Linked DNA regions of Homo sapiens: regions 2 and 3 are each linked to region 1. Evidence: chromatin contacts called from ENCODE Hi-C or POLR2A ChIA-PET data. All regions are on one chromosome and are shown on one strand. The core of a region is the stretch at or near the end of the contact, and the rest is flanking DNA. Distances in the headings are between cores, read along the strand shown.

Region 1 (3,197 bases), core at 392-2,891:
GGGAGAAGAGAATCAAAGGACAGAAACAGGAAATCAACTCACTCCGTTTCTCCACTACAGGTTTCTGGGCCTGAACAAGACTCAACCTCGAGAGAGGAAGGAGAGAGAAGTGGGGAAAGGAGATAGGGGAAAGAGAGGGGGAAAAGGGAGGGAGAGAGAATAGAGATTTTAAACTAGGTAAGGCCAGACTTTACAATACCTTAAGCTAATGGGAAAGCGTTAGTCAACCCAGATTCACACAAGTGGGGAATAATTAATGTTTACACTCAGTGGTTAAAAAAAAAAAAAAGAAAAAAAGAATAAAATTGTCCTCTATTTTCAAACTACTAAAGCCTAGCTCACTCAATAAGCTAGTTACATAACGAAAGGATGGACCTTTATCCAGAATACGTAAAGAACTCTTACAAATCAATAAAGATCCTCCCAAAAGAAAAACAGAAAATGGTCAAAGGATATGAATAGGCAATTCAAAAAAACAAAACAAAAAACCACAAAGACTAATACATGCGAAGAGCTCAACAACACAAACAGTCAAGGAAACGCAAGTAAAAGCAAATATCATTTCACAAATATCGGACTAGAAAAAATTTAAAGTCCGTCAAAACCAGGTGTTAGAATCTGCCTAAACGAATGAAAGTCCCAGAGCAATGCACCAATTATTCACTACGTGTTTGTACCCCAAGGAGTCACTACCCATTCGAATGTTAAAATTAGTGGCACTAGGGCAGTCATTCTTTGGCAAAAGTCAACAACCTCCAGAAAAGAGGAACATTTCAGCATAACATCAACTGCGCTCACAAGGTAGAAAAGTTTTTTAGGATAATCAGGTGGGGAAGCCACGCCCACATTTCCTGGACGTGAGATTTCAAGTTATCTTGTGTGACCGCTCCCTACGATTTAAGATACAAGAAATGTTCACAGGGTTTCCAAGAACTCGAAACGCCCCAAAACAGACGCAACGCGGGATAAAGAGGAGAGCTCGAGCTCAGCGATCTAGGGTCTGGGCCCCAAGGCTTCCACTGCCAAGGAAGCTGCAGGCACTGACAGGCATCAGGCACACTCATCCTGACTCCACTCGCCCGCAGGCAGGCCCGCAGCCCCGTCCCCCCGCCCCCGGGACGTCGAGGCCGCCGGCGTTTCTGGACGCGGAACCCGCTCCCTCCCACCACGACGCCCAGCGGACAGAAGAGGGTCAGGGGCCCCGCGGCCCCGAGAGCAGACCGATCTCCCGCCGAGGCCTCGCCCGCGGACGACAGCTGCTGGGAGACTAGGAGGGAGCTGGGAGGAGGAGCCGCGACCCTGGCCCGCCCCGAAGCAAAACAGAAACACAATGCAGAGGCGACGGAACGCAGCCCGGCCCGCAGCCGAGCTGTTCCGCCGACGGGAGCGAGATGGCCGCCCCCTCCCCGGGCCCCGCCGCAGCCCCCGCCGCCGCGTCGGCCCCACAAGCCGCCACCGCCCACTGCCGGCCCCCCTTCGCTTGCCCGCCCGCCCTCCTGGGACACGGCCCGCTCCACCCCTCGCGGCTGCTCACCGCGCTGAGGCGTATCCCGCGGGGTGGCTGCGCCGCCATCTTGAGCGAGCTACAAAGCCAGGAACGGCCTCCGCCGCAACCCGACTGGGAGGTGGCGGAACGACTGTGGAGCCCTATGGGTACCGCCCACTTCCGGGGAGGGGCGCACGTCTGGCCCCTCCCACCCACTTCCGCCTCCAGGCAATGCCGAATTGGGAGCTTGGGGAAGATGAATTGCCTGACTGGTTAAAGCAGGGTACAGTGGGAGCTGAGCTTCCAGCGCGGGGCCCTGCGGGCCTAGGGCGCATGCGCGAGGCGCGGCCGGCCCGTACCCGTCTCGACACCCAGCTGGAGCTCGAGACTCGGGGATCTAGAGTTTGAAGCCTGGCGCGAGATGCGGTATACCCGAGACCGGTGAACTCCAGTCACTTGACCTGGTCGGATGTGAATTGCGCAGAAAAAAGCCATTCCATATCCACCAGTGTCCATGTGAAACCTTAACGAAATAAAGACGGAAATTAATGTAGACTGTTTGGATTTGCCCTGAAAACTATCAATCTAACTCATGATTTAAAAAAAAAAAAAAGAGTTCTGGGGCCGGGCGCGGTAGCTCACGCTTGTAATCCCAGCACTTTGGGAGGCCGAGGTGGGCGGGCGGATCACCTGACTTCGGGAGTTCGAGACCAGCCTGACCAACATGGAGAAATCCCATCTCTACTAAAAATACAAAATTAGCCGGGCGTGGTGGTACATGCCTGTAATCCCAGCTACTCGGAAGGCTGAAGCAGGAGAATGCTTGAACCCAGGAGGCGGAGGTTGCAATGAGCCGAGATTGCGCCATTGCACTCCACCCTGGGCAACAAGAGTGAAACTCCGTCTCAAAATAAATAAATAAGAGTCCTAAAGGCATAAGGCCGGTGCAGTGGCTCATGCCTATAATCCCAACACATTGGGAGGTCGAGGTTGGGGGTTCACTTGATAGGGGTTCAAGACCAGCCTGGCCAACATGGTGAAACCCCATCTCTACTAAAAATACAAAAATTAGCTGGGCATATTAGTGGGCGCCTGTAATCCCAGCTACTCGGGGGGCTGAGGCAGGAGAAGTGGGTGAACCCAGGACAAGGAGGTTGCAGTGAGCCCAGATCGCGCCACTGTACTCCAGCCTGGGCGACAGAGTGAGACTGTCTCAAAAAAATTAATTATTTTTAGAAAGAGAAATTGGCTGGGTGCAGTGGCTCATGTCTGTAATCTCAGCACTTTGAGAGGCTACATTGCGAGGGTCTCTTGAACCCAGGAGTTCGAGACGAGCCTGGGCAACACGAGGAGACCTCATCTTTACAAAAAAAAAATTGAATTAGCTGGCAGGGCGTGGTGGCTCACACCTGTAATCCCAGCACCTTGGGAGGCTAAGGCGGGCAGATCACTTGAGGTCGGGTGTTTGAGACCAGCCTGACCAACATGGCGAAACCCCATCTCTACTAAAAATACAAAATTAGCCGGGTGTGGTGGCACATGCCCGTAATCCCAGCTACTGGAGAGGCTGAGGCAGGAGAATCACTTGAACCCAGGAGGTGGAGGTTGCGGTGAGCCAAGATCACACCACTGCACTCCAGCCGGGACAACAAGAGCGAAACTCCATCTCAAAAAAAAAAAAAAATTAATTGTGCTTGGGGGCGCACGCCTG
Region 2 (3,197 bases), core at 453-2,952, 3.5 Mb after region 1:
ACTCCAGTCTGGGCCATAGAGCAAGACTCCGTCTCAAACAAATAATAAATAAATAAATAAATAAAATAAAAAGAAATGCTTGGAGTGCTCGGGATCTTCCACTTCAACCTGGAATTTAAATCTTACTGAAATTTCTACAGGATGGTGTGGGCAAACAGGCATCCTAATGTTTGCTGATATAAGTGCAAACTGCATAACTTCTATAAAAAGAAATTTAGAATTAGCAAAATCATAAATGCATATATTGAGATCTAGCAATTTCAATTCTATTTCATCCTACAGATGTAACAGTTTTTCAAAGCTTTTCATTACAGCACTGATTAAGACTAGAAATAATCTAAATATCAATGTTTATGGAACTGGTTAAATAAATTACGGTATATCCCAACAATGAATCACTACGCAGGTGGGTTAAAAAAAAAAATAGACGGCCGTGCGCGGTGGCTCACGCCTGTAATCCCAGCACTTTGGGAGACTGAGGCGGGCGGATCACGAAGTCAAGAGATTGAGATCATCCTGGCCAACAGAGTGAAATACAAAAATACAAAATAAATTAGCTGGGCGTGGTGGCACGTGCCTGTAATCCCAGCTACTAGGGAGGCTGAGGCAGAAGAATCACTTGAACCTGGGAGGCGGAGATTGCAGTGAGCGGAGATCGCGCCATTGCACTCTAGCCTGGGCGACAAGAGCGAAATTTAGTCTCAAAACAAACAAACAAAAAACCAAAAAAACACAACCCTTCATATACAGATATGGGCCGATCTCCAATCTACGGTAGGCTAAAAATGCAGCTTACACACCATCTGTGTAAAAAGGGGAACACATTAAAATATGCATATTTATTTGCTTTTATGTTCATGGAACATCTTTAGAGGATCATAAGAAACTGTTAACATTGCCACTGAGGAAGTGAACAGCCTTCCAGACATGGGTGGATTTTTTTCACTCTACCGAATACCCTTTTAATTTCGAAACATCAAAATGAATTCGCATGCACAGGTGCATGCCCGAAGGAAAAACTTCTAGTTCGGTGATGAGATAGGGAAAGCCGGTGAGTTCAACCTTAGGCGCAATCACCCTGTGAAGGTGTGGCCAGCGAGGGCTTTGTCACGCAAGTCTGAGAACTGTCACAACCTTCCCCACCCCCTGCTCTATTTTCCTTCCACTTGTTTCTGAAACTCACTAAGCTTTGGAAAGTATTTAGTCATAGAATTGCTTGCAAACTTGGCATTCTTTAGAAAACACGGAAACACTTTTGCTTTCCTTGTTCCTGAAAGACTGGGGAACGGGGGACATCAAGCCAGGTAACATTGTATCATAACTGAAATTCAATGTCTTTGAAGTAACATTGTACCATAAATGAAATTCAATGTCTTTGAAGTAACATTGTATCATAAATAAAATTCAATGTCTTTCTAAGAGCTCTGTAGCTATAAAGCTGTAGAAATACAAAGTATTACTCAAGAATAACTAGTAATTACCAATAGTCACACCTCAGGTCAAAGTTTGGAGAGGACTATTCCACCTACTAGATCACACTTTCCTTCCCGAAAGCCGCTTCTCTCTCTGGCCTCTCCCCTCCTCCTCCTCCCTCATCTGTTTGGCGGGAGGCTTCCTCACATTACCGCTCCGCGTAAGTGCGAAGACGCACTGCAGCAGCGCCGTCTGAGGGACAACAGAGCCTACTCTTTCTTCTCATCTCTATGATCCTCTTTGTGACCTGTCAAACAACACCAGAGTTCCATGCTAATAGTACTCCACTCCGACAGAGAGCGATGCAAAGAGCCGACGCTCTCGCGAGAGGTGTGGGGCTCTCTCTCTCTCTCTCGCTCTCTCTCTCTCTCTCTCTCTCGCTCTCTCTCTCTCTCTCTCTCTCTCTCTCTCTCTCTCTCTCTCTCTCTCTCTCTCTCTCTCTCTCTCTCTCTCTCTCTCTCTCTCTCTCACTCTCTCTCTTTCTCCAAGTATTGAGAGCGCGTGGGAGCATAGGCGCATGCGCGCTCGTGGGGTGCGCGGTAGCAACAGAGGACTCGACCCGGCTGGAGCTCCGGAGAGCGCGCGTGCGCCGTCACGAGCTCGGCGCTGCCGGGGCCGCGGTGTGGAAGCGAGTATTCGACCGCCGTGCGGGCCGCGGGGATGTTCCGAAAGGCCCGGCGGGTGAACGTGCGCAAGCGGAACGACTCCGAAGAGGAAGAGCGGGAACGCGATGAGGAGCAGGAGCCGCCGCCGTTGTTGCCGCCGCCGGGCACGGGCGAAGAGGCGGGCCCCGGTGGCGGCGACAGGGCCCCTGGCGGGGAGTCGCTGCTGGGCCCGGGGCCGTCGCCGCCTTCCGCGCTGACCCCGGGCCTCGGGGCTGAGGCCGGGGGCGGCTTCCCCGGCGGCGCGGAGCCCGGCAACGGGCTGAAGCCGCGCAAGAGGCCTCGCGAGAACAAAGAGGTGCCCCGGGCCAGCCTGCTCAGCTTCCAGGACGAGGAGGAAGGTAAAGTGCGCGCTTCGGACGCCCTTAGACGGCCGCATCCCCGACGCAGGCCCCCGTCCCCCGCCCCCGTATTCTCTGGACGCCCAGCCCCGGAGCCCTGGAACGGAGTCCCCTGCCGTCCGACCGGCTGCGAATCTTCCCCAGCCTCCGGCCTTCTGCTCGGGCAAGGGACGCGTTCCCGCGCTGCCCCCAGCCTTTTCTTAACCACCTCCTCTGCCACGGGGCCGGAGCTCAGATCAGGCATTCAGAGTGTTTCAGGGGAAATTCGGTGTTCCCTGTCCTGCCTCTTTTCTGCCTGGCGTGTTTCAGGGCCAACTTGGTGTGGGTCCCCTGGCTGCTCTTGGCATGCTTTCCGAGCCCTCTGCAGGTCACTGCGCCCACACTTCTTGGATGCTCTGTCCAGGCATCCTCGACCATGAAGGCCGAGTTTGTAAAAAGGAATACTAGGAGAGGGAACAGAAGCCTGGAGTTGCAGCTCTGGTTCTGAGTGACCTTGGGCCAGTCCCTTGCAGTCGCTGAGCCTCAGTTTACCCATAAAAGTAATTAGGGGTAGCAGATACCCAGCCTTCTTCGCACTGACTTTGGGAACAGTGAAGCGAGACGGTGTAAAAATAGTAAAAGCAAGGTAGTTTCTCCAATTCCTGTGGGAGGCCAGGCTGCAGTGGTTTTAGATTGCTGATCTTAAATGAGCCTTAAATCTTTTCTTCTGACCATTTGAATG
Region 3 (3,197 bases), core at 175-2,674, 3.1 Mb before region 1:
AGCCCATCTTTCCATAATGTCAAGTCTAGAGTGACATTTGTCTAATGTTTGCCTACCTGGAGATGTTGCCCCGCCCACCACCACCAGCAAAAACAACCGGCACCCATCTTATACGGATAATTCCCTACCTAAGGAGTTCTAGAAATGCATGGCCCACCAAAACTCAGGGTGGGTCATGCATTTCTAGAGGAAGAAATGGTGATATGGAGAGAAAGCTTGTCCTAACCCACTTCTACCAAAGTAGGATTAAAGTCAATTTGAAAAAAAACACCCGTTTCTCCTTTTATATAAAAACCAAATGCAGAAACTATAGAGAAATGTAATAAGCTTGACTCTACACAAATACCAAAATACACTGTAAACAAAATTAAAGGTAACTGACAAATTGAGGAAATATTTGCAACGTATATCACAAGCCAAGTTTTCAAGCATCAAAAGTCCTTACAAAACCCATTTTTACAAAGATGAATGTCAAGTTTTAAAATGGACAAAAGACAGGAAAATGCAAATCACACAATAAGGACAAATGGCACTCAAGATATGGGAAAAAGTCTATTCTTCCTACTAAAAAGGAAGTGAATACAATTAAAGATGCCAATTTTTGACAATAAAATGGGCAAAAAAATTTTAAGAAAAAAGAGAATTTCCAATGCGGGCCAAGTATCGGGACACTTACTGGAAGGCAGTTTCCCTCTACCTTTAGAAAGCCTCAAAGTGAGCATATGCTTTGGCCCTGCAACCTCGCTTGTAGGAATTTATCCTAAGGAAACAGTCAGGGGTGACCTCAAAGATTCATCTGCAAGGATATTCAACATGGCTTTGATGCAGGAAAAAAAGTAAATAAATAAAAGGAAACAATGTAAGTCTTCCTAAATTATGCCAAATTCCTATGCTGTCATTAAAAAACATCTATAACTCCATCATCTAGGTGATTTTGACTTTTGCTTTGGACTTGCCTGTACATTTCTAAATTCTCTATGCCAAACATGCATTGTTTTGTCATCAGATTTTGTTTTACAAAAAAAAAAAAAAAATCGTCTTTATGACAAGGGGTTAATAGGGGAACTGTGCTTCCCAGGAATTGACCAGGCGTCTACACCCACCTACTGACTCAAGTTACCTAAGACTGACAGAGCCTTAAGAGGTCAGGAGAGCGCCAGAGCGCGTGACAGGCTCCCTCGTCTCGGTGCGGCCACGCGGGAAGGCAGGGTCCCGGGCGCCGAACAGGGACGGCAGGAGGATCGTTTACAGACGTCTACACAAGAAACTCACTTCCCGTCACCGAAGACAAACGCGAGGCCACACTGACCTCCAGGCCCAAGACGCCCCTCCCCGCCGCGGCTCCTGCTGCCCGAGTGCGCATGCGCGCGCCCAGCCCCCGCAGGCCGGCGCTTCCCAGGAGGCCCCGCGCGCGGGTTTCCATGGGGACGCGCCGGCGCTGCGGCGTTGGCGCAGTCGTGGGAACAGCGCGGAGCAGGTAACGGCCCCGCTGCTGCCGTCGTCCCCCTCAGCCGGTTACCCTGTTACAGCCCCAGCTCTGGGCCCTTCCGGACCCTCCTGCTACGCTCTTTCTGGGCTTCCAGTATCGCCGGTCACTCAGTCCTCGCCCCTGCCTGCCTCGCTGGCGCCCCGCCGTTTCCTCCTCGCGGCACAGTTTGCCAAGGAACAGCTACCCCGGCTCGGCAGTGACCGGGCGCCCCGGCGACACACGTACTCTCAGGCCCGCTGGGCAGGGGGACGGCCTGGGCCGAGGTGACCTAGCGCTCCCGGGGCCGCGCCTGGGTCTGGCGAGGGGGCGGAGGCCGATCTCACCGCCGCCCCACCGAGGGAACTTTGGGGTTTTTCTATCTGAATCTTCTATCTGACCTCCGATTTTGCCTCTGCTTACTTGCTGTTTTGCTTTGGATTAGTTTTTCTTTCTAACCTTAGCGCTGGCATCTCCCTATCTCGTAGGAATCTAAATCTTTTGAAATGTCTTCTCTGTCTGTGTTTGTCCCCCACTCACCCAGCCTCGGGGCTCTTTATCCACACCCTCCCCTCAGCGTGTTAACGTTTCGTTGCCACACTTAAGCCAACGGTTAACTTTTTTCAGAGACCAGTTTTCACGGCTGAATGTGAGCTTGAGCCTTTTTTCTGTCTACACTCAATCCCTAGATGAACTCATCCAGTCGCCTGTACTCAGAGCCTATCTGAATTCCAGTGAGCCCCAAGTGTGCATTCCCAGCCCTCGCCCCTCCCCTGAACACCAGATCCCTGCATTTAGCTGCCTGCCACATCCCTACTTGGATGTCTACGGCATCTCAAACACAGCTCGTCCAAGATAGCGCTCAATAATTCCCCAAGCCAAGCCTGTCCTCCCACAATCTTAATCCATCATAGTTGCTGGAAATTCCATCCTCCAGTTGCCCGAGTCTTGCATCCTGTTTGAGTCCTGTTTTTCTCTTCCTCACCTTCAGTCTGTCAGCACTGCCTTCAAAATGCACCCAGAATAGATTCACAATTCTACCATTTCTCTCAACCGCCACTGTCACCACCTTGGTCCAGGCCCCCATCATCTGGTGCGTGGATTATTTTACTTGCTTCCTAATTGGTTTCCCTGAGTCTGCCCCTCCCCCACTTGAGCATGACAGTCTTAATGGTATTTCCCCGTTCTCTGTTATTTCGTATGAGTAAGTTTTTTAAAGGATTATATAAATTACAATTTCCTTATATAAATTACAACTTCCATAGGTAAAAGTGCAGTATTTTCAGTATGTATTTTGCAAATTGCAACTTTTAAACCGGGTCAGCAAGGCCATATAAGCATCCTGCTAACAAGCTAAAAATGTAAAGACACCCCTTAGCTTTGTTAGGTATAAATATGACAGTGCCCCTGGAACAGAACTATGGCAAGAGCTTTACAAGGGACTGTCCTGAAGAACAAAAGAACCCAGAGCCTTCTTCCCAGCGCAAAGACAGGAATCATGTAGGAGTTTAAGCTCTTCCTTTTTTATTTTTTAGAGAAGCACCAAAAGAGGCAAACTGAGATGCAGACAAATGATCATCCGTATGCTGATCATTTTGAATAGTAAGTACCTGGGTGCTGATACCGCGATCAATGTGACAGGTCCCTGCCCTCAAGGAGCTAAGGCCCCTAGCCAATCTCTCTTTTTTTGTTGTTTTTTTTTTTTTTAAGACAGAGCCTTACTCTGTCGGCC

What was found. A loop is a pair of places that touch in the nucleus more often than their neighbours do. ChIA-PET counts read pairs that join two places held with the same protein, here RNA polymerase II (POLR2A). Pooled maps may share reads with other maps.
Region 2: a loop to region 1 is called in a pooled map, with 11 times the contacts of the local background. The contact joins the promoter of EPCIP-AS1 here to the promoter of MORC3 in region 1. A Hi-C loop is called at or near these places in 1 of 37 single-sample maps with no recorded cell type and 6 of 50 pooled maps. POLR2A ChIA-PET finds 5 or more read pairs at or near these places in 1 of 52 experiments (A549).
Region 3: a map with no recorded cell type shows a loop between it and region 1 (17-fold over the local background). The contact joins the promoter of LCA5L here to the promoter of MORC3 in region 1. A Hi-C loop is called at or near these places in 1 of 37 single-sample maps with no recorded cell type and 2 of 50 pooled maps. POLR2A ChIA-PET finds 5 or more read pairs at or near these places in 1 of 52 experiments (HCT116).

What each region holds. Positions count from the first base shown.
Region 1 is chr21:36,318,641-36,321,837 of GRCh38, reverse strand. MORC3 (MORC family CW-type zinc finger 3) reads right to left here and starts at 1,641. Exons shown (of 17, transcript NM_015358.3): 1 at 1,535-1,641. The coding sequence starts at 1,573. RefSeq lists a silencer at 1,058-1,517.
Region 2 is chr21:32,770,605-32,773,801 of GRCh38, reverse strand. EPCIP-AS1 (EPCIP antisense RNA 1) reads right to left here and starts at 1,702. Exons shown (of 4, transcript NR_024623.1): 1 at 1,494-1,702. PAXBP1 (PAX3 and PAX7 binding protein 1) reads left to right here and starts at 2,047. Exons shown (of 18, transcript NM_016631.4): 1 at 2,047-2,476. The coding sequence starts at 2,134. RefSeq lists an enhancer at 1,391-2,380.
Region 3 is chr21:39,444,005-39,447,201 of GRCh38, reverse strand. LCA5L (lebercilin LCA5 like) reads left to right here and starts at 1,424. Exons shown (of 11, transcript NM_152505.4): 1 at 1,424-1,477; 2 at 3,001-3,067. The region is part of intron 8 of GET1-SH3BGR (GET1-SH3BGR readthrough); the gene reads right to left. It overlaps MIR6508 (microRNA 6508), which reads right to left and starts at 192; the gene lies at 133-192. It also overlaps a transcript of SH3BGR not described here. RefSeq lists a silencer at 1,254-1,513.